Linked DNA regions of Mus musculus: all the other regions are linked to region 1. Evidence: chromatin loops called from intact Hi-C (ENCODE). Cell type or tissue: heart. All regions are shown on one strand. Region 1 overlaps Ext1 (exostosin glycosyltransferase 1). Region 2 overlaps Ext1 (exostosin glycosyltransferase 1). Region 3 overlaps Ext1 (exostosin glycosyltransferase 1). Region 4 overlaps Ext1 (exostosin glycosyltransferase 1).

Region 1 (5,000 bases):
AAGCTCAGTTTGCCTCCGTTTCCTGAGTATTTAGGATTATAAGTGTGTATCACCACAGCAGACTCTTATTTTTTGGGAAAACCCCATAAATATTGCACCACGCTGTTGCCCTTGTTCTTCCTTACTTCCAGGAAGTAGAGAAAGAGAAAGAGAAAGAGAAGCAGTGAGGAGAAGGGAAGGAACTCTTTCAGGGGTCTGTAGGATCACTTAGCGAGTCATGATTCCTGCTCTCAAGCCCAGGAAGCTGAGTTCTATCTGTAGCATCCACATCTGTAGCATCCACATCTGTAACATCCACATCTGTAGCATCCACATGGTGGAAGGAGAGAAGTAACTGGTTCAGGTTGTCCTCTGCCCTCTAACACACACACTGTAGTACACACACGCACTCCCACCTACATACACACATAGTAATAAATGAAATATAATTTAAAAAAAACTGTCTCAAAAGGCTGAAGTTGACCCCAAACATCCTGTGTAGCTGGGACTGGCCTTCAATTCCTGATTCTTCTTTTGTCTCCAGCCCCTTAGTGCTAAGTAAGATTAAGGGAATGGGCCACCATGTCTGGCTTTCAACTTTTTTTTTTTTTTTTAAGAGTCACTCTGCTGTCGACTAGTTTTCCTTACTGTTGCAGGCTCACCCTGGCCTCCCTTTACAGGAAGCAAAATCATCACCAGTAATTGCTGCAAGAGGGTTTAGACAGGACTGGTGTTTCCCACATGTTGCTAAGAAACAGAGCCCTCAGATGCCCTTTAGAACTGCGGAGGTCTGTCTTTCTAGTGGTCTAATTCTGCTTACTTACTTCGTAGCAAAGCTTCCAGTGTCTTTTGTTCTCTCCGACTACTTCCTCCCACTAGCCAACCCCAAGTACCATACGGATGTCAGGAAGCCTGTGCTGGCCAGAGCAGGAGACAGGCCCTTCCTTCCACGATGCAGGCTCTCTAGCTGCTGAACTTCTGGAAAGAATGATTGAGGGTTGGAAGAAACCGTTTGACATCCAACCGCAAAGGGAAAAATTAGTCCTGTGACCCTCTCTGGTTCTGTTTCATTCTGCATCCTGCGTACTTTATGAGGAACAACAGCCATGGGAACGGGAGTTATATTTCTCTTTAGAAGATTCGGTCACAATTTAATGGTGATCACAAGTCTGGAGGAAAGACAGGGTTGGAAGTCCTAACTGTACTTTCTTTTAGCTGCTGTCTAAGTTCTGAAAAATGCTACAGCCATTCATCCGCCGTGTTTAATTTCCCATCCCCCAACTCAGGACAGAACATATTCTTACACTGTTGACTTCTGCTGTTTTCCTGCTCTAGCCTATGCTCGGTGAGATGAAGCCAACTGCCCCACTTTGTAAGAAAGTCTTGAAGAAGCATTACGCTCCATTCTCCTTGCTGTTCCCTCTGCCATGAAAGCAATTATATTCTAGAGGCAAGGAAGGTATTGTGTTGCCTGGGTCCCATGGAAAGCATGCAGACTATAGCACTCAATATAACTCTATGACTGTGAGATAGTGGCTCATTTGTTACTGCAGCTTACGTTAACCCAAACGGACTAGCATACCATGTGCATCACACTGCCATGCTAATATTTCTCAGGTTTAGCACTAGAATCATTAAATGGTGTAAAACACCATTCCCTGCCGAGTTTGTCCGCAGATTGGTATTTAGAAAACAGTTTTCCAAAAGGAGGGTTGATTGTGTTCTAGTACTATCCTGAAGGTGAAGACTTACTAGACGCCTGTATCTTAATAAATGCATCGAATCCTGCAGGAAACCAACATTGTTGTATTCTGTGACCTGAACCTCGCCTTTGGCGTAACCCACCAAGCCCTCCCACTCATTGGCTCAGTTCCTCTGTATTGTCATAGTTAGGCCGGTTTTAAGAAGCAGTACTAAAGAACTTCCCACTGAGACATTTCAACACAGAGAGGCTTTCTGATCTCTTTAAAATAAAATGGTTAAAAAAGGTCCCGTGGGAAGAGTTTTCCTCCTTAAGCAGACTCCTGTGGAAGTGTTTACATTTGGATTGGGGGTCTAATTATTGTTTTTCCCACCACAGATCTACCATAGTTGCATCATAGTGCAAGGGTCAGTTTTGTGGGTCACACCCACCAGTGCTCACTGGGCTCATGACCGTCACTCACTTCCCTTCCCATCGCTGGGGCTTTTCCTGGGTAGTGCTCTAACTTCTTAGCCGTCCCTACATCTGTTTCATCATTCATGGTGTGACCTTCCTTTGGGAGGCCAACAAAATCTTAGCAAGTCCAGCAACCCTGGCCTCGGGTTACTGAAGTCATGTAGGACAGAGGTGAGCCCACAAAGGGAAAGTCTTGAGCAAATGCAACAACAAAAGCTATAATTAAAATCTAAGGTCTCCGAGACACTTAGTCATTAGAGCTGGAATGCCCAAGTATTGTAACATGTTCCAGCATCATGGTTAGTTCTGTGTCCAAACCAGTGACTACTTTTAGAAACATCCGCTCCAGATGACCATATAGTTTTTCTGTTTTTCTGTTGTCCTCTTTCCCAAAGACAGGGAGATCCAATGTCTATGAATGCTTGTGGCGTCTGTATGTAAATTTGGTTGTTAACTTCTTTTTTTGTCATGATTTTAGCACCTTAGAAGGATACCTATGACATTGCTCAGCAAGTTTTTGTGCAATGAAGAATGGATGGCAAACAGAAAAAAAAAAGTTACTGTTTAATTTTGCATCAGCCTTTAATACTTTACTGTTAGCGTTGTGTCTTATTAGGAAAAGGACGAAGAGAAAGCCCAAGTTATGATCTTTTACAATGAGATGCACTACATCGCTTATATTTTTACTGCTATTTACATATTTTGTTTTGAGGTATATTGTTCATCCAGGCTTCTCTGTATAGCTCGGGCTGGCCTTGAATTTAGTGTGTAGGTAAGGTTGATCTTGGACTCCTGATCCCCTCACTTCCTTAATGCCAGGATTATAGAACAAAAGCCCATGGCTACTGTGCCTAGCTTCCTATATATTTACTTCTGTTATCGGGGAGGAAAGTCTTTTTAAGAAATAGCGGGGGCTGGTGAGATGGCTCAATGGGTAAGAGCACCCGACTGTTCTTCCGAAGGTCCAGAGTTCAAATCCCAGCAACCACATGGTGGCTCACAACCATCTGTAACAAGATCTGACGCCCTCTTCTGGAGTGTCTGAAGACAGCTACAGTGTACTTACATATAATAAATAAATAAATCTTTAAAAAAAAAAAAAAGAAATAGCAATTTGGGGCTGGGAGGGTGCTCCATATGTAGGAGCATCTGAACCATTGTTGCATTGCCAGCATCTGTACACCGCCGCTCACAGCCAACAGTAAGCTCTGATGCCAGTGCTCTCTTCTGGTCTCACACTTAGCACTTGGCCCTTACATGGTGCCGAGTTATATACATACACTCAGACATGATATTCTTACACGTAAAATCAAAATAAATTATTTCTTAAAAAAAAAAAAAAGACAGAAAACACCACAATACCAAACCCTACTTATCAACAAAGACCAAAAGGGTGGCATATTTTTTAAGCACTTTCCTAAGATTCTGTCATAAATCTTTGGTCTGGAGTGAAATCTATTTTAAAATAACGTTTCTGCAATAACCCGTTCTGTGCTCCTTCCTGGTTCGGATCTGAGTTCTCGATTCCCCTGTGCTCTTTTGCAATCTCTCCGTCCCCGTCTGTGCACGGGCCCCTCCTTCCCTGCCTCTAAATCCTATCGTTCTTTAAAATTCATTTCAAGTGTCATTTCCTCTGGATACACCCCTCATGAGTTAGATGCTTCTCTATCTTAGCGCACCCTGATGCTCTCTGAGTATACTTCCAGCACATCCTATTTATCACTCTTTATTGTGCCTGTTTGATCAATGGTTAGATGATTAAACTCTTAGCGCCTCCAGGCCAAGGCTTGAATATTACTCATCTCTGCATGGTGGGCAACTCATGGAGTGTCTTGGCACCAATAGGTGCTTAGAGTATTTTCTGCTTGTATTCACTTCGGTTCTTTATGTTCAAGAAAACAGCTTGTTACCCAGTAGCATCATCCTTCCTGCAGCCACTTGCCTGGAAAGCTGGAAGGGGGTTTCTTCCTCCAGTTTCAGCAGCCACCATGGCCCCTGTCTACTACTGGCCCACGAAGAAAGGCCAGGCGGACAGTTGTTCCTCGTCCTGGTGGCACATCCCTCTAGACCTAGTCACCGCTCAGAGATTCCACCACACATTGTCTCTAGGGTTAGGATTCTCATGCATGGGAAATTTGTGAGGACACAGTCATGCCATGTAGTTGACTCTATCACTCTGAATTGCTGAGTTTGAAGGTGCACCCCAACACTTAGGAGGCAGAGGCAGGAGAATTATCATCTTGAAAAACAATCTGGGATATAGAGCAAACCCATCTTAGAAAACCAAGGCTTGAAAGTATGGCTAGCTATATAGCACTTGACTAGGGTGTTTAAGACTCTTATGACCACCTGACTTGTAATTCCTTGCTGAGCCTTGAATAAAACCTAGTGTAGTATACAGAATCCCATCTGGTTTTCCGAACCCTGAACTAGATATATATTTCCTGGCAGTTGTTTTCTTGGCCTCAGAATTTTATCTGTGTATGTTTGCCAATCTTAGATGTTAGTTGTAATAGAAGAAATATATATTTTAAAAGTACAATAACAGTATAATATTACCATGTCTTTTCTTTCATTTTACAAATAATACAACTAAGTTTTTTAAATTTTTTAATAAATTAGAATCACCAAAAATCCAATATTTCTTTAATATTATCACAATTAGCAGCTCTCTAGAATGACATAGAGATATTAAGATGGGTGCTCCGTTAAGTTAGGTGTCACAGAGTGCATGGGATTCTACTTTCATTTTGTAAACTAGACAATCCCTTAGCACAGTGTTAGTCTCGTTCTTTACCTATAGCTGTGCAATCACTGAGCTGGGTAAAATGTTGTGATGTACCAATTAAGAACATCCTATGTT
Region 2 (5,000 bases), 120 kb before region 1:
TTTTTGAAAAATATTAGCCTACATTAAATTTAAATGTAATTGAACATTTTAATTGAAAAATTAACCTACATCAAAAAGAAAAAGATTTGGTTTAATTCTGTCTTCTCCAAGTTGCTCAGTAATATCACTATATGACAGCCTGACAATTTGTGTTGTACATTTTACATGTAGCATTTTATTTGGTCTGTGTAGCTAAGCATAATGTCAGAAGCATCTGACTTTATAGCCAGAGAAGCTGTGGTCCAGAGAGAAGAAAGGCTCCATGGAAGGCCACTGAAATAGCACGGTGAGGGCTAAAGAACCACACAGACCACACCTTACCTTACACATCCTACTCCTCTCCCTTTCCATCATGCTCGCCCGTATGTGATGCTGTTTAATCAATCAGGTAGAGTCCTGAAAGCAACTCAGTTAGTGCTCAGCTGCAAAGGGCAGATGCTGAATTCGAATCAATGAAGACTGTGCTACAGCCATGGTTAACTACACTGGCAGCCTTGTCTCATTCTGGCCAGCTGATTATTTGGGAAACTATCCCTGTGTTTGATCAGATAATGCACTAAAACATAGTTGTAAGGAGCGTTATCGAATCTGTAATGTATTTTAGATAACGCAATTAAAATAGTTCTGTTTTTACTTGATGGGTTTAAATCCAAGTCTCTCTTCGACACACATACCAGCACCTAGCAAGGAGTGGAGTGGAATGTGGCATAAAAGTTGAAATCGGTGATACGTAAAGAAGGGACCATGAGGTGTTCTTTCCAATTCCAGCAAGGCTGAAAACATGAAAATCTCAAATACTGTGAGGTTAACCACTTACTTACCTTTCCGGTGACTGCAGAAGCGGAGATGGGCCTGTTATCTCAGCTAGTAATTTCTGCATGAAATTCTATTAAAACCGTCTTTGGGTAGACTTTTTAGAAGGAGTCCTACTGAAGCCCCGAATACAGAATTTATATTCACTCCCTTTTTTAAAAGACCTGGCAACTTGCTTCAGAGACACTGGAGGAGCCTTTGAAACGAGGGCTGCCTGACATTTTTGGGTGTCTTTTCAACAATGGGGTAGTCAGAGGTCTGCAACATGAGAACATAAAAGAACCATTTCCCGTGTGTTGAATTTACTGCTTTTGGTTATTAGCCACTGCTGGCTTCAAGGCTGTGCTGTTGGTGCTTCTGTGGGCCGGACGTGAGTACCTCATCTCTGCCACTTTCCATTGTTAACTTTGGGAAGACTCGTTTAACCTTTGCCTTAATCCAACTATAAAAGCAGGATGCAGACACATGTTTAACAGTACATCAAGTACTTAAAATAGTGTCTGGCACCCAGAAAAGATGTCTTTTCCTCTTAACTTGTTAGAATGGGACATAATGATAGGGAAGGAAATAGTCCGCCACCCTACAGCCTTGAAGGCATGGTTGAAGGTCATTCTGAGGAGCCTTAAGCATTCCTTTTCCCAGTGCAGACGATGAGAGATGCAGGATCACAGGACACGACTCTCCCTGTTCTACAGTTTGTACCCATTATTGATTGTGTGGTGGCTTCTAACAGTGTAATGCTGGCTTCTGCACTTTAACGATTATTCTTCTCGTAAGCATGTCTCTGCCTCACATTCTGTTTTCTATACACAGGCATCCTGTGCACAGTGGTTCCCAGCACTGTCTAGAGATAAATGCTCGTGACTTCAGTCTCCCTCTACGGAAGACGCCATTCTGTCTTTCTACCACCTCTTTCCTTTCCTGTCCCATTGTCCTGCTTACCACATGAAAAGGACCAAGGGTGGAAATCAAACGTAGGAAACTAACGGTTTCAGAAACGAAGGGCTGGATTTCTAAAGCCTTCATAATATATTATTATTTTGATATTTTTGTGTTTGGATCTTTAAGGTTTTTTTGTTTGTTTACGTGTTTGTTTTCATTTTTATTTTTTCCTCCTCTGCTTCCAAAGTCTCCAGAAGCACGTTGGTCATGGTTTTACAGCTTTGCAGTGATGGGTGCGATAGTTGCTTTTTTTTTATTGAACCATAGATTGCAGCATTGTAAAGCTTACTCATTCGGAGGAGGAATGAAGGCCATTTTTAATTGCACTTGGGAAGTGGGACAGTCTTATTAAATTAAACCTGCATCTGTATTGAAAGGAAGAGAGAGAAAACAAGATTGTGTTCTCTTTGGGATTTGGAGTTTCCCAGAGCTGGAGTGAACTCAGGGCTGCATGACAAAAGCTGTAGCTCCAGTCTCTTGGGATTCTGAGTCAGAATTTCCTCAGTCCTGTGATTAACCACATCTACCCATAACCATGACAAATTAACCAACCAGGGACACACACACACACACACACACACACACACACACACGTGCTTACAGCTAGGAGAGTGGCATAGAGAGTTTTATAGTAAAAACATCTATGGCTATGCCTGTCCACTTTGTTAGTTTACTAGGACGGCCATGGCAAAAGTCCATGAAAATCAGTAGCTTAGGCCACACCAGCCTTATGTTATAGAGCCTAGAGGTCTAAGACCTGGGTATCTGCAGGCTGCTTCCTTCATCCAGCTGACAGATGCCTTTTCCTTTTCTCTGCTCCTTTGACCTTCCTTGGTTTACAGAACCTTTGTCCTGTCTTCATCTTCAAGTCAGTAATGCATTCAAGTTTCCTCTCTCTCCTCCCCCCCCCCCCCCCCTTCACTTACAGGCTCATCCAAACCCAGACTTTCTCCTCTTGTAAGGACGTGAGTCATATGTGTTTCAGGGCCCATTCTGCTCTATCATAACCTTTTAACATAAGTACTCTTATATAACAATGCTCTTATTTCCATACAAAATCACAGTCAAGAGATAATGAGGATTATGGCTAGGAGAGGGACATAATTCAACCTCAAACATACTTGTGAGTTTGCCTTTCTTGGTATTCCTCTGTGTGTGTGTGTGTGTGTGTGTGTGTGTGTGTGTGTGTGTGTGTGTTTTAGTTACAACTTTCTGTGATAGGTTGTTGAGTAGTTCTCACAAGTATTGAAATTGCTTGGAAGGGGGAAAAGCATTATGCAACGAACGGCACTAATTTCCGTCTTGACATTTCAGGGAGCGATTCTGGAAAGTGAGGCAGCTCTGAGCCAATGCGTGGAGGAGCCTGTGCGAGAGAGCTCATTCCTTTTGTTGCATTTTTTTTTCCAGAGATTCTTTTGGCAGCGCTGGGCCCAGTCCAGATGCCTTCCACGTCAGGTGGCTTAAGCATGTGTGTGCACGATTGTGTGCAGGGTTGTGCGCAGCCAATTACAGTTGGAAACAGTTGCTTAGCCAGCAATTAGGTTCCTTGCCGTCTAGAATTACATTGCTTTAAATTAAGATTCTGCAGATTTGAGTTGCTTTGATAATTTTGCAAAATCCATTTTGAGGTTATAGCTAAAAATGTAATCTTCCAATTAGGAGGGTTTTTTTTATCTGATACCTGTTTTGTTCATTAGGCTGTGGGCCTATTTTAATTTTTTTTTTTTTTTTTTGCTTGCTTTATAAATCAGTCGCAAGAGTGTAAGTCAGCCAGAGGAAGGGAGGGGAATCCTGTGTCTTTGGCCCTAAAGGTGACTTTCCTAAGGAGCCGATTCAGTTTTGTTACTTTTTCTCTTCTAAATGCATCATATAGTTTGTGTGTGTGTTTCAAGTAAAGCCCAAGGTTTTACAAGAGGCAAAACCTCTCACAACTGAACTCTGTTGTTTAAATATGAACTAGTATTCTATTATTAAACCAGGCCAGCTGAGACAAGCTTTTTAATTAGCCTACAAAAGAGAGGAAACAGTGTGAGGCGAATGAGGTAGTTTTACTTAGGAGGAATGTCTTGGAGGCTTAAAAACCGTCTTCCGCTGACCAGATTTGGATCCATTTACACTAAAATCTTGACTTTGTTCCCTCTGACGATTACCTTATCTCTGTAAATGCACTTACCAGTACTCGAGGGCACAGAATGCTACGAGCCACAAACATTGTTAAAGTGTACTAGGAAGTTGACCAGTATGCCGTGTGTCCCCGGAATTCATCTTTATGGTTTCTGCACGGTGATCCTGTTCCTTTGAACCAGCACGAGGAAGAGACTGAGCCCCACCATGATCGAGAGGCCTGCTGCTGCCTGTCTAGTCTCTAACTCACTATTCTGTGATGGTGGGAACCTTTGGCTTGTTGTTTTTTTTTGTTTTTTTTGTTTTTTTTTTTTTTTTTGTGTTTGTTTGTTTGTTTTTTTGAGACAGGGTTTCTCTGTATAGCCCTGGCTGTCCTGGAACTCACTTTGTAGACTAGGCTGGCCTCGAACTCAGAAATCCGCCTGCCTCTGCCTCCTGAGTGCTGGGATTAAAGGCGTGCGCCACCACGCCTGGCTACCTTTGGCTTGTTGTATGCAAGCAGTAAGCAGAGGTGAGTTTGAGATGAGTTTGCACGTGCTATAGGTTATTTTTTCCTGAGATGATTTTTTTGCGTCTTGTTCACTCTGCGGCAGCTTGGCGTAGCTCCTGAGAGAGTTGAGCCTTCTGGTTGGCAAGGCTCAGAGCAGAAGGTGACCTCAGTGGGGCTAGTCCTTCAGCCCTTGCTTCCCCTCCCATCTTCCCACCACACTGAAGTCCCTTTTGTTCTTTGAAACCAACTCTGCTTTTATAGATCTGCAAGGCCTTGTCCCCATTGTGCATCTGGATGGTGTCTGTCCCCTTTGGCTTATTACTGTGTTCGTTTTCTTGGGCCATTGAAAGAGAACACTGCAAATTGTGTGTCTTTACACAGCAGGGGAGAAGTCTGGAGTCATGAGGTTTGGAGGGCAGTGCTCCCTTGGTAGTTTCTAGCCTTACTATGTCTCTGTTCCTTCTGGTGATAGCAGGCAGCCCTGGCTTTTGGCAGCTTTTTCTTCTACCTTTCCTCTTCCCATTAAATTCTAATAAGTATCTCCCATAATTGTTGCCATCTGAGCCAGGGCAATTCAGATAGATTAATTAATTAGCTAACTTATTTATTCATTGATGTGCTGGGACTAGAA
Region 3 (5,000 bases), 86 kb before region 1:
CCTTCTCGTATTTTGGTTTCAGGAGATTGGTTGGCAGCTTCTTTCAGCTCCAGCTCTCATACACACCCTTGAGAGTCTGGCTCCTGTCTTGTTCTGCCTCCAGCCCTCCTCTACTCTGTTTAACACCAAACTCCCCTGATGGTCCTTTCCACATGTTAAAGCTTATCATGGCCTCATCTCTTAGAACCCATCTTAGTGGCTTCTCTTCTGCATGATATAGCTTTAGCTACTTTTCAGGCCTGGATGCTGCCATGCTCCTTGTCATGGTGATAATGGACTAATGTCTGAAACTGTATCTCAAGCTCAGCTAAATGCTTTCTTTTATAAGAGTTAATTTGGTCATGGTGTCTCTTCACAGCAATAGACCAGTGGCTTAGACTCTCATAGACCCTACAGAAACAGAGTGGGTTCTGTTTTGTCCATGCACGCTCTAGGGTTTAGTATATACTTGTTACCAAAGTGAAGAGTACGTTCTTGTATTTTCTCCTGTATGCTCCAGGGAGAAGAGTCAGAGAAGACAGCCATAGAGCTGATGAAAAGCACGGCTTGAGCTTGCTCATTACTGTTAGCTTTGGAAACAATGGCTTGCCCCCTTCTCTAACCCTTTGAAGCAAATGCACACATGTGTTCTCATTGCATGGCTCTAAATGTTTCCATTAAAACGGTATTGGACTGTTTGATGTCTGCAATATTGACCTGGCTTCCGCCAAGACCAGTTCTGTCTTTTTAGTGGGAAAGGGAGCTATTAAGTGCTCATGTGTGACGTTAAAGCTATTATGTCTGAGTTAGCAAATACAAGTTTGGATTCTCTATCGCTCACTCCCTCTTTCTCTCCCTCTTCTCCCCCCTCCCCCTTACTTGTCCTGGTCACTAAGGCTGATATTAGAGACTCTTCCTAATATACCCTGGATGATGGTAGCATGTTGAAAAAAGAAAAGGACAAATCATATCAGCTACCCCTTCAAGAAGATCATAGATCTTATTTGGGAGGAAGGGAACCTTAAGTCAAATTATTGAAGTATGTAGAATATTGAATTTAAGGTTTTGTGACCAACTTTGAGTGATGGGAAGAAGTCAAATTCTTTTTTTTTTCTCCCCCCCCCCTTTTTTTTTTTTTTTTTTTTTTGAGACAGAGTTTTTCAGTGTAGCCCTGGCTGTACTGGAACTCACTCTGTAGACGTTGGCCTTGAACTCAGAAATCAGCCTGCCTCTGCCTCCCAAGTGCTGGGATTAAAGGCATGCACCAATTTTTAAGCAACTTTACAGTTATTTGTGGGGGGGAGGGAAGGGAAGAGAGAGCTCTTCCTCTCCTAGAAATCAGAGGACAACTTCCAGGGGCCAGGTCCCTTTCTTTCATCATGTGGCTAACGATTCAGGTTTGGCAGCTTGTGCCTTATTTTGCTTAGCCATCTTTCCAGCCTGGTAGATGGAATTTTAACATGGTCCCCAAGACTTCCATACTCTACTAGACTCATACTCTCCAGTTGTCTTGTTGAATAAACGTATAAGGGCTACTCCGAAAGGATGATTTTGTAGATAAAATTAAGACCTTAGAGATAGGAATTATCTATTAGATTATTGTGACGAGACCTATCCTATTCTGATGATCTGGAGCCTTCAGAAGGTACTACATATGTCCTGCAGATAAGGATTGACATGGGCTGGAGCATCTCCTTGCTTTTAAAAAGGGAGAGAGTGGACAAGAAAGTCAGGTGTCCTCTGATAGCAGAGACTAGCTTTTAACTGAGGGCAATATGCAAACAGAGACCTAAGGAATTCTGCCACACCATTCCTAGACCGAGACCCATAGCTCCAAAGGACAACACAATTTTAACTATACCTTGTGCAATCCTGGGTGGTAGAGTCAGCCAAATTGTGTCTGTGAGCCAACAGTCAGTGGGTGGTCTTTCCAGTTGCTCTGTTTATGGTAATTGATTACCTTGGTGATAAAAACAAAACGTGTGAATTCTACCGTCTAGTTGTTGGATATGTTGGATGATGGGGGCTGGGGGTGGCAGCGGGTAGTGGTCATCAAGCTAGAAAGGGGCCCAGGAGATGGGGAAAAACAGAGGCTATAAGGGAAGCCATGTGAGCAATACAAGGGCCATTGCTGAGGGTTGAGGATGATAGTGGGGCAGGGGCAGGGCCATGCCGATGGGAGGACAAAGAATCAACCGAGTCTGAGTATGTATGAAAATGCCATATGCAAACCTGTTGCTCTGCATGCCATTTAAATCTTAAAAATTACAGAGACTATAAAGTTCTTCCTTTAAAAGGATCTGTTTACAGTTTCTGTAAGTGCAGAGAGCCGGTCAGTGCCAACCAGGAGGAACTATCAGCGTTGCTTGCCTTGCTCCTTAGGGACCCAGTGAAATGAATAGATAAAAAGGTTTTGTAATTAGTAGATCAACTGTTTATAAATTAATGGGTAGCTCCAAAGTACTACAGGGGACCCAAAATAGTTTCTGCCAAGTGTTTTATCTATTCTTGGAATGGCCTTATTCATGCATTATAATTTGCTTAGCCGTTCGTCCTCCATAGACAGCACAAAGATTAGTTACAACCTCCTCTCCTTTGAATACTGTAGTTTCCTTATTAGTAAAGTCAAACCTGATAACTTTTAAAAACAAACAAACAAACAACGGCAGCAGTTTAAAAACAAAAACCCATTTAGGAACATTATGATGTCTGCAGACATTTTCCTACGGACATAATACTCTTTAAGTCTGTTCACATCCTCATGGCTTCACTCTTGAGGCGTAGGCTCACCCAGCCTCTGGATAGAAGACACCATATTTGGGCAGTCAATAAACCTGCAAATGGTCCCTTGAAAAGGAAGCTACTGATGGATCTGGCTTTTCCATGAATGACAGCATAGCCACAGACAGCAGAGGACCGCTTCCTGGCCCACAGCAAACACCACCCTGCTGTGCAGTCCCTGCATGGGGCTGCCCTCCCAGCAGGGATGTGTGTTTCCCCGGGTGCCTGAGGACTGCAGCTTGGCCTTTTTGTTTACAGGAGAGAGGACAGTGACCTCTGTCTTCCAGCTGCTGTGAATGAAAACAGTGTTGGAGAACCAGAGTGAAGTTTCCACTTTACGAGTCACTGAGGGGGGAGGGGGGAAGGAATGGGCAATCTGGGTGGGGGTGGGGCATATTCTCAACCTTCCCTAGTGAAAGAGTGGGTGGGATAAAGTTCAGACCTTTGGATTAGAACACAGATGATGGGAAAGTGGAAAGAGACTAGTTCTTCAGCAAACTTTCTGGGCAGGCTTTCCATATATTGAGTTTGGAAGAGAAACAGAAAAGGCATACACACAGTTTGTAAGGACTTACTTTTTCAAACAGTGGCATTAATTGTGTACGCTTAGGGATGGGATTCTCCTCTCTCAAGGTCTCTCCCGAAGAGAAACAGCTGCTCATTAGCTAGCTTAGTGTGACTTAAAATCTGGAGGCTGTTCAGCACTGCTGTGTGGCTGTTTCTCAAGTTTTGCTTGGTGGTAACCGTCAAAGAGAAGCTCCTGTCCAGGGTCAGGGAATATGGACGGGGTGGATCCCTCCTGGGTCACCACCTCCTGCCAGGAAGCAAGCTGTGTGGAAGCAAGCAGTGGAAGCTTGCCAAAAAGACATCCTGATCTCGGCACTCCTGGAGCTTGCAAATACCAATTATTTTCAATTGAAAGTTAAATGCATAATTGTATACTGTAACCTTATCATTAGAAATTTGCAACGTTACCGATGACACAGACAGGGTACAGTGATTCAAAAATACCTGGGTTAGTCAGAGAGGCAGTGGTTTTAAGCTCTGACAATTCAAGAAGGTCTCCGAGGTGGTAGCTTTTGAACGGAGACAGAAAATCAGGATGAATCGGCCATGTGAGGAGATGGGGGTAGAGTTGTTCCAAATAGGCTGGATGTAGGCAGATGTAGACCAAGAGGTCAACAGGAACTCTCTGCACATGATCCTTATGACCCTCCTCTTTTCTTCATTCTTCTTGTTTGTTTTTGTTCGTTTGTTTGTTTTTTTAATTTCTTAGATTTATTTTTATTATTTTATGTGTATGAGTGTTTTGACTGCATGTGTGCACCGCTTTCTAGCTTGGTGCACGAGGAAGTGGTGAGCCTCCGTGTAGGTGCCTGGAATCAAACCCTGGTCTTTCTCAACAAGTGCCCCTAAGTGCTGAGCCAACTCTCCATCCCAGATCCACAGGATCTTTCTTCTCTAAGGTTACTTTAGAGCCCAGGTACAAGGGAGACATGGAGGTACAGACTCTGTTTTGCATTTTAAAGAACTGCTTGTTTTATTTGCTTCCACTAACCAGCTTCCTTGGTCCCCCCTCCCTACACTTTCCATCACCCTCTTTCCTTTTGGAGTCTATCAGCCTGTTTGTAGAGATCATGTGATCTTTTTGCATTTTAACCTAATAAAGCAATGTCTTACGGTCAGGGACCAAAAGCTGGGCCTGTCACTTAGAATCCCTTCTACTTGTCCAAGTGGCAAACCTCGGAAGCTTCTCTGCTCTGATATTTTGTCTCCTTGGGTCTTATTATATCTTGCCCTATCTCTATGGCAAGATTGCAGGGAATTATCAAACCTAAAAGCGGTCTATCAGAAGTGCAGTTTCCCCTCTCATACTTACTGTAATGTGTGGATTAGTCATGGAACTGGTTGGTTGGCCACAAACCAGACCTAGCCTTCCCAGTGTCTCTATTTTCTGGAGACAGTCAGTAGAAATATGTCTCAGGAGGTCAGCACTAAGAGTGTGACTCATGTAGCTAAGACTCATCTGTAGATAAACACTTCGGAGCTTCCCTTGCTGTCCCACCACATCCCCAGAGAGAAACAGAACCTTCTTCCTGTCCCACTCCCCTGTCTCACTTTCTCGTATTGAATGTAAGACTTGCATTTACTTAGTTAATGTTTGTATGTGGACACACTTTTTTGTACCGTGAAGTCAGTTTTCTGATGGTCAGAGAACAGTGTTGGGGAGTTCTTTCTGT
Region 4 (5,000 bases), 110 kb before region 1:
TAAGGCAAAAATTTTGGCTACATTGTAAATTTATTTTTTTGAGAGCTCAAAGATACATCATATTTACCTTAAGTATAAATCTTAAAGCAGGACACTGCCACTGTTATTGGATTGCTTTGCTAAAATGAATGCTTCTGTAATGTTGCTTTGCCTTTATTTCCATGAAAGTTTCTGTTTAAAATAATACAGAGGTCTGGAGGCATGGCTTCCTGGTTAAGAGCATTTCTTTCTCTTGCAGAGGACCCAGGTTTGGGTCCCAGCACTCACATAGTGGCTCACAGCCATCCATAACTCTTTTAGCAGGGAATCTAACACCCTCTTCTAACCTCCACGGGCAGCACGCATGCACGTGGTACACAGACATACATCTAGGCAAACTCTACACAAAATAAATAGATCTAATGAAAAATAAAAAAGGCTGAGAAGTGTTTGCACACGTGTATGCATGTGTGTAGCTGGGACAGAACCCAGGGCTTTGTGTGTCCTGTATATTGGTCTATATCTTTACATGGGAGAAGCTGTCAATTAGCTTTTCTGTTCTAGGTTGTCTTTGCAAGATTCTGAATTTTTTGGGGGGAACTGCTATTCTAACCTGGGAGCCTTATGTGGGCTTTCAGAAACCCCTGAAAGCCCATGAAACTGTAGGCTAACTTTGGTGTAAGTACATACTGATTTCTCAGGGCATCTGTCCTTAGGTGGGAGCCTCTAGTTTGTAGTAAGGTCTCAAAGACAATCAGGAGCCACTGAGGTTACTTTAAACTGTTTTAAACGGTTGTCACCGTGCAAGGAGGCAGAGGACCTTATACAACCTGTCTATTCTCTCTACTTGTTCGTTATGATTGTGGTACTTAGTCTGACTGTCAGTTGATAGTGTTTTGAGTTAAGAGAGACATCTAGATCTGTCAGGGGGGAATTTCCAGAGGAGTTTATCTGAGGAGGGGAAACCCCATCCTGAGTGTGAGTGGCACCATCCGATAGGCTGGGCTCCCGGACTGAACAAAAAGGAGAGAGCCATTGTTCTTCTTTCTCTGCTTCCTGACTGGGCACAATGTGACCAACTGCCTCTCCTGCCCTCCCAGCCAAGGCTGCCCCCTGCACCACACCTTTCCAGCTGTGATGGACAGTACCAAGAACCTGCGATCCCAAGGGCACCCTTCCTTAAGTTCTTTTTGTCAGATCTCATGTTATAATAAGAAGGAAATGAATGCTTTAATCACCAACTGTTTAAATCATTGACCCCCCCCCCCCCGCCCCCCAGCATGATATAAAACTCTGGATTCTGTGCTTGGAAGGCTAGGCAGCCCTTGGTTGCATTTTTACCTGGAGATACTCTTGCAGAGCTAAGTGTCCTCTCAAGGTGCTTGTGTTCTCTAGTTTTCCCAGGTCCTTTTAATGGAAATCCCAGAATGCTGTGGTCTAAATGACATTTACTAACTAGCTTGGGTAGATAAGGAGTAGGTTCTAGTCTGTTTTCGTTCAAAAGCAACTTCTGCATGTGCGTAGTGTTTGACAGATAATATGAGACTCGGAGATTAGATATTGGCCTAAGACGTTAGTTCGTTGCAGGATGTTAGAACAATGGGAACTTTAGACTCAGGACTATCTGGCTCAGCTCTCACATTGCTTCCACAGAGCTTCAGTTGTCTCCCATTATTGTGTCAGTAGACCCTCACAGTGTTGTTAGCAGTAGGAAAGTATCATTTCCAGTTCACAAATGAGCAACCCAAAACTTGGTCCAGCTCTCTAAGGAATGCACTATGCCTGAAAGAAAGGGCTGGAGTCTCGCCCCATGTTCTCCCTTAGTTGTTCATAGAACCTTTAGAGGTGGAAGAACTCCGATGTCATTTGCAGCCAAGATATTAATGATTCTAACACATCTGATATAAAGACAAAAGCAGGAAAGGTGTTATGTCCCCATTGTTGATGTTCTCTAGGGACTTGTGCAGTGTTCCTGGAGTCAGTTGGATAGTGATTGGGAGAGACCTACTCCTAGCAAAATGCTAACTGGTTCTGGGGATTTTAAGGCCTGGCCTGCAAAGAGGAGGAGTTGTAAGATTGGGATAAGGAATTGATTTCCAGAGCCCCATGAAATTAGGTAGCACACCTCCCCAATACAGTAGAAAGGACTCATTACTTTTTAGAAGACTAGACATCAACGGGCCATATGAATGTTGCCTTAGCTGTGTTCATACTAAAGTGGGAAAGGGATGTTCTGTTGTGCAGTGTTAATGGAGACCTGTGGCAGTTCATTGCATGGGAATATGTTAAGCACAGTAGTGAATGCTGTATATAATAAGAGACATTTATAAGGCAAAGAACAATGAATCATAGATGTGCTGTTTTCCTGGGCAATCTACTTCCTATCAAAGAGTTTCAAGTCATTTTACAATTGTGATGTACATATGACATAGAAGAAAAGGTAGAGAGATGGCCCATTATCTCACAGGAGAGCATCCATGGCGAACACACCTCTTACCAGATGTTCGTTCTGGCTGCCTCATGTGCCAGTTCTCATGGCCTTATTTGACTGCTGGTTTCTTCAGTTTTCTCCTCGTAAAATAAGCATGTAATAACCCCGAGAGACTACTGGACAGGTTATTGAGTTACCACACACTAAACACCACATAGCTGTTCTCAGCTGCTGCCTCTGTTGTATGTTTCCGATATCTCCTTCTGAATTCTCCTCTTGTAATAAAAGGTCACCTAGAGCGTAGACACTGGTGAGAGCCCAGACATAGAAGCTGGAAGTTTGGTGTCTTTTGTTGCTGTTCCTTAACTCTGAGAGTCTGTGGCTGTAGAGAAGCCTGGGATATCCTTCAAAGACAAGTGGCATTATTGAAGCATGGGATGGCCTATGGCCTGAGTCACCTATTTTGTTGCTCTGTGCTATCTTGTAAGTCATTCTTAGGTTCAAGGCTGCGTTCCTCCATCTCCTCATTAAGTTGGGATAAAACGTCTGTCTTTCACACATTGGCAACATGTAATTCATGACGATTAAGTGCACATATGTTCCATTAGTCCTTGTAACTCTGAGGATTATTATGGGAAACATTTCTAGTCTCAGATCCCATACATCTAAATATCTCACCTCAGTCCTCATCAGCACAGTTAACTCACCAGAATACCTGAAGATACAGAGATTGTCTATCACCTGTGGAAGTGGGCAGTCTGATTGTTTGTGGGCAGTGGGTGACATGCGTGAGATGGCAGCAGAAGGAAATTCCTGACCTGTGATGTGAGGGAAGCTGGATTAGAACTCTGAGGATGCTGAACTCCAGCTGCAAAGACTGAGAACAGAGAGGGTCCAGGCCGTTGCTGAGTGCTGGGGAGATGCTCAGCAGACTGCACTTGGTGGATGTCCACACGGTGCTTCCTTCCACCTTGTCCCGTAGTGCCTGTACGCTGGAGTGTCCATCTTTCCTCTTCCTCAGCCAGACATTTGGAATATTTTGCTATTCTGCTCACCCTTCTCTTTTCCTCCTGCATTGGCTCATTCTTAAAAACAAAACAAAACAAAACAAAAACCAACCCCTTTTTAGCGTTTGAATATTTATCTAGGAGATCACTTCTCAGGCCCACCCAGTAAATCACATATGCCCATACAAATATGCACATGAGCATATACATATACACAGACACACATGCATGGAAGTCCCTGTTCTATGAAGTTCTCATTCTAGCTTGAAACAGGAAAAGAAGAAGACATCTAGTGTGTTCTTGAGGATTGTTACGGGTTTCTCCACAGTTTAGTTTCTCCTTCTAAGACCTGGGAGGTTGTATGCTCATTGGGCATTCTTTCATCCCTGGGACTTACTAGTCTAATTGCCTAAACGGTACAAACCTGTTTTTTAAAAACGGACTTCAGACTGTCTCTTAAGAGGCCTTATTTTTGTAATACAGTGAAATTTCAGGGAAAAAAATGTTTAATCTGGTATTTGCTAAGAATGTTGTCAACATATTAGAATGTGAAGGTGGCCCTGGCTTTTAGTTCTTTGTGCTGGAAGGGAAAGCAGAGATAAGTACACAATGGGAAAATGGGCCACATTTGAAGTAAGTAAATAAGAAAATGAAGGATGTTATTTAGCTATGCTGGAGGTCAGTTTCCAATGAGTTCTGTTTTTCTGTGGGGTTTGTCTCTGAGGATATAATAAATAGTAGGTAGGTAAGCTTTATACTGAGAAATATTTAAATCGAAATCAAAGTGGAGGAAATGTATGTTTTGACTTGAACACGTATGTTTGATTATGGGGCAAGTAGAAAGTGTTGCCTGTGAGAATTTTAAAATGTCTGTGAAGTTTTTTGTTTTGTTTTTGAGTTCATAGATAAAAAAATTGCAAGCTCTGTCTCTCTGATTTTGCTCGTGTTACTGTCTGGCTTTTAAGGCAATTGCTCCTTTTCTCCTTCCCTGTTTAACATAAACATCTGATCCCCTTGAATATTATGTAAAAGGCTGTAATGCAGCCTGTCTCAAGCTATGGGTTGTGACCCGTTAGAGGTCAAATGGTTTGTATATCAGATAACCCTGAATATCAGATATTTATACTATGATTCATAACAATAGCAAAATTAGAGTTATGAAGTAGCAACAAAAATAATTTTTAAAAAAAGATTTATTATTATACATAAGTACACTGTAGCTAACTTCAGAAGCACCAGAAGAGGGCGTCAGATCTCATTACGGGTGGTTGTGAGCCACCATGTGGTTGCTGGGAATTGAACTCACTCAGGACCTTTGGAAGAGCAGTCAGTGCTCTTACCTGATGAGCCATCTTGCCAGCCCAACAAAAACAATTTTATGGTTGGGTGTCACCACAACATGAGGAATCTTATTAAAGGGTCGCAGCCTTAGGAAGGTTGAGAACCACGGTTTGTAGTGGTATCTGGGAATTATTGAAGTCTGTTTCCTCAGTGGCTGTTTGGAGCTAAAGGACCTACCAGGAAAAGTGTAAATACATGTTGTGATTTAATTTTGTCTGGTATAAAGTTGACAGTTAATGCAT

What was found. Hi-C counts contacts between places; a loop is a spot of excess contacts. Peaks named below come from ENCODE experiments on the same cell type or tissue, not always from the same donor. Only the 100,000 strongest peaks of a DNase experiment are listed, where the experiment ranks them.
Region 2: a loop joins it to region 1, with 9 times the contacts of the local background. A loop is called at or near these places in 5 of 42 quality-filtered maps.
Region 3: a loop joins it to region 1, with 1.9 times the contacts of the local background. A loop is called at or near these places in 2 of 42 quality-filtered maps.
Region 4: it touches region 1 in a loop (2.6-fold over the local background); 6 of 42 quality-filtered maps call a loop at or near these places.

The regions. Positions count from the first base shown.
Region 1 is chr15:53,136,303-53,141,302 of GRCm38, reverse strand. All of the region lies in intron 1 of Ext1 (exostosin glycosyltransferase 1), which reads left to right. Among named protein-coding and RNA genes, the nearest start is that of Gm41323, 210 kb to the right of the region's middle. In heart, no CTCF peak of the experiment used is centred here; DNase peaks (open chromatin) are centred at 862, 1,822 and 2,212; H3K27ac peaks cover 1,045 bases.
Region 2 is chr15:53,256,649-53,261,648 of GRCm38, reverse strand. The region is part of intron 1 of Ext1 (exostosin glycosyltransferase 1); the gene reads left to right. Among named protein-coding and RNA genes, the nearest start is that of Ext1, 87 kb to the left of the region's middle. In heart, no CTCF peak of the experiment used is centred here; DNase peaks (open chromatin) are centred at 2,258 and 3,148; H3K27ac peaks cover 445 bases.
Region 3 is chr15:53,222,337-53,227,336 of GRCm38, reverse strand. The region is part of intron 1 of Ext1 (exostosin glycosyltransferase 1); the gene reads left to right. Among named protein-coding and RNA genes, the nearest start is that of Ext1, 120 kb to the left of the region's middle. In heart, a CTCF peak has its summit at 3,015; DNase peaks (open chromatin) are centred at 2,966 and 3,566; H3K4me3 peaks cover 242 bases; H3K27ac peaks cover 1,192 bases.
Region 4 is chr15:53,245,115-53,250,114 of GRCm38, reverse strand. All of the region lies in intron 1 of Ext1 (exostosin glycosyltransferase 1), which reads left to right. Among named protein-coding and RNA genes, the nearest start is that of Ext1, 99 kb to the left of the region's middle. In heart, no CTCF peak of the experiment used is centred here; DNase peaks (open chromatin) are centred at 1,614 and 1,924.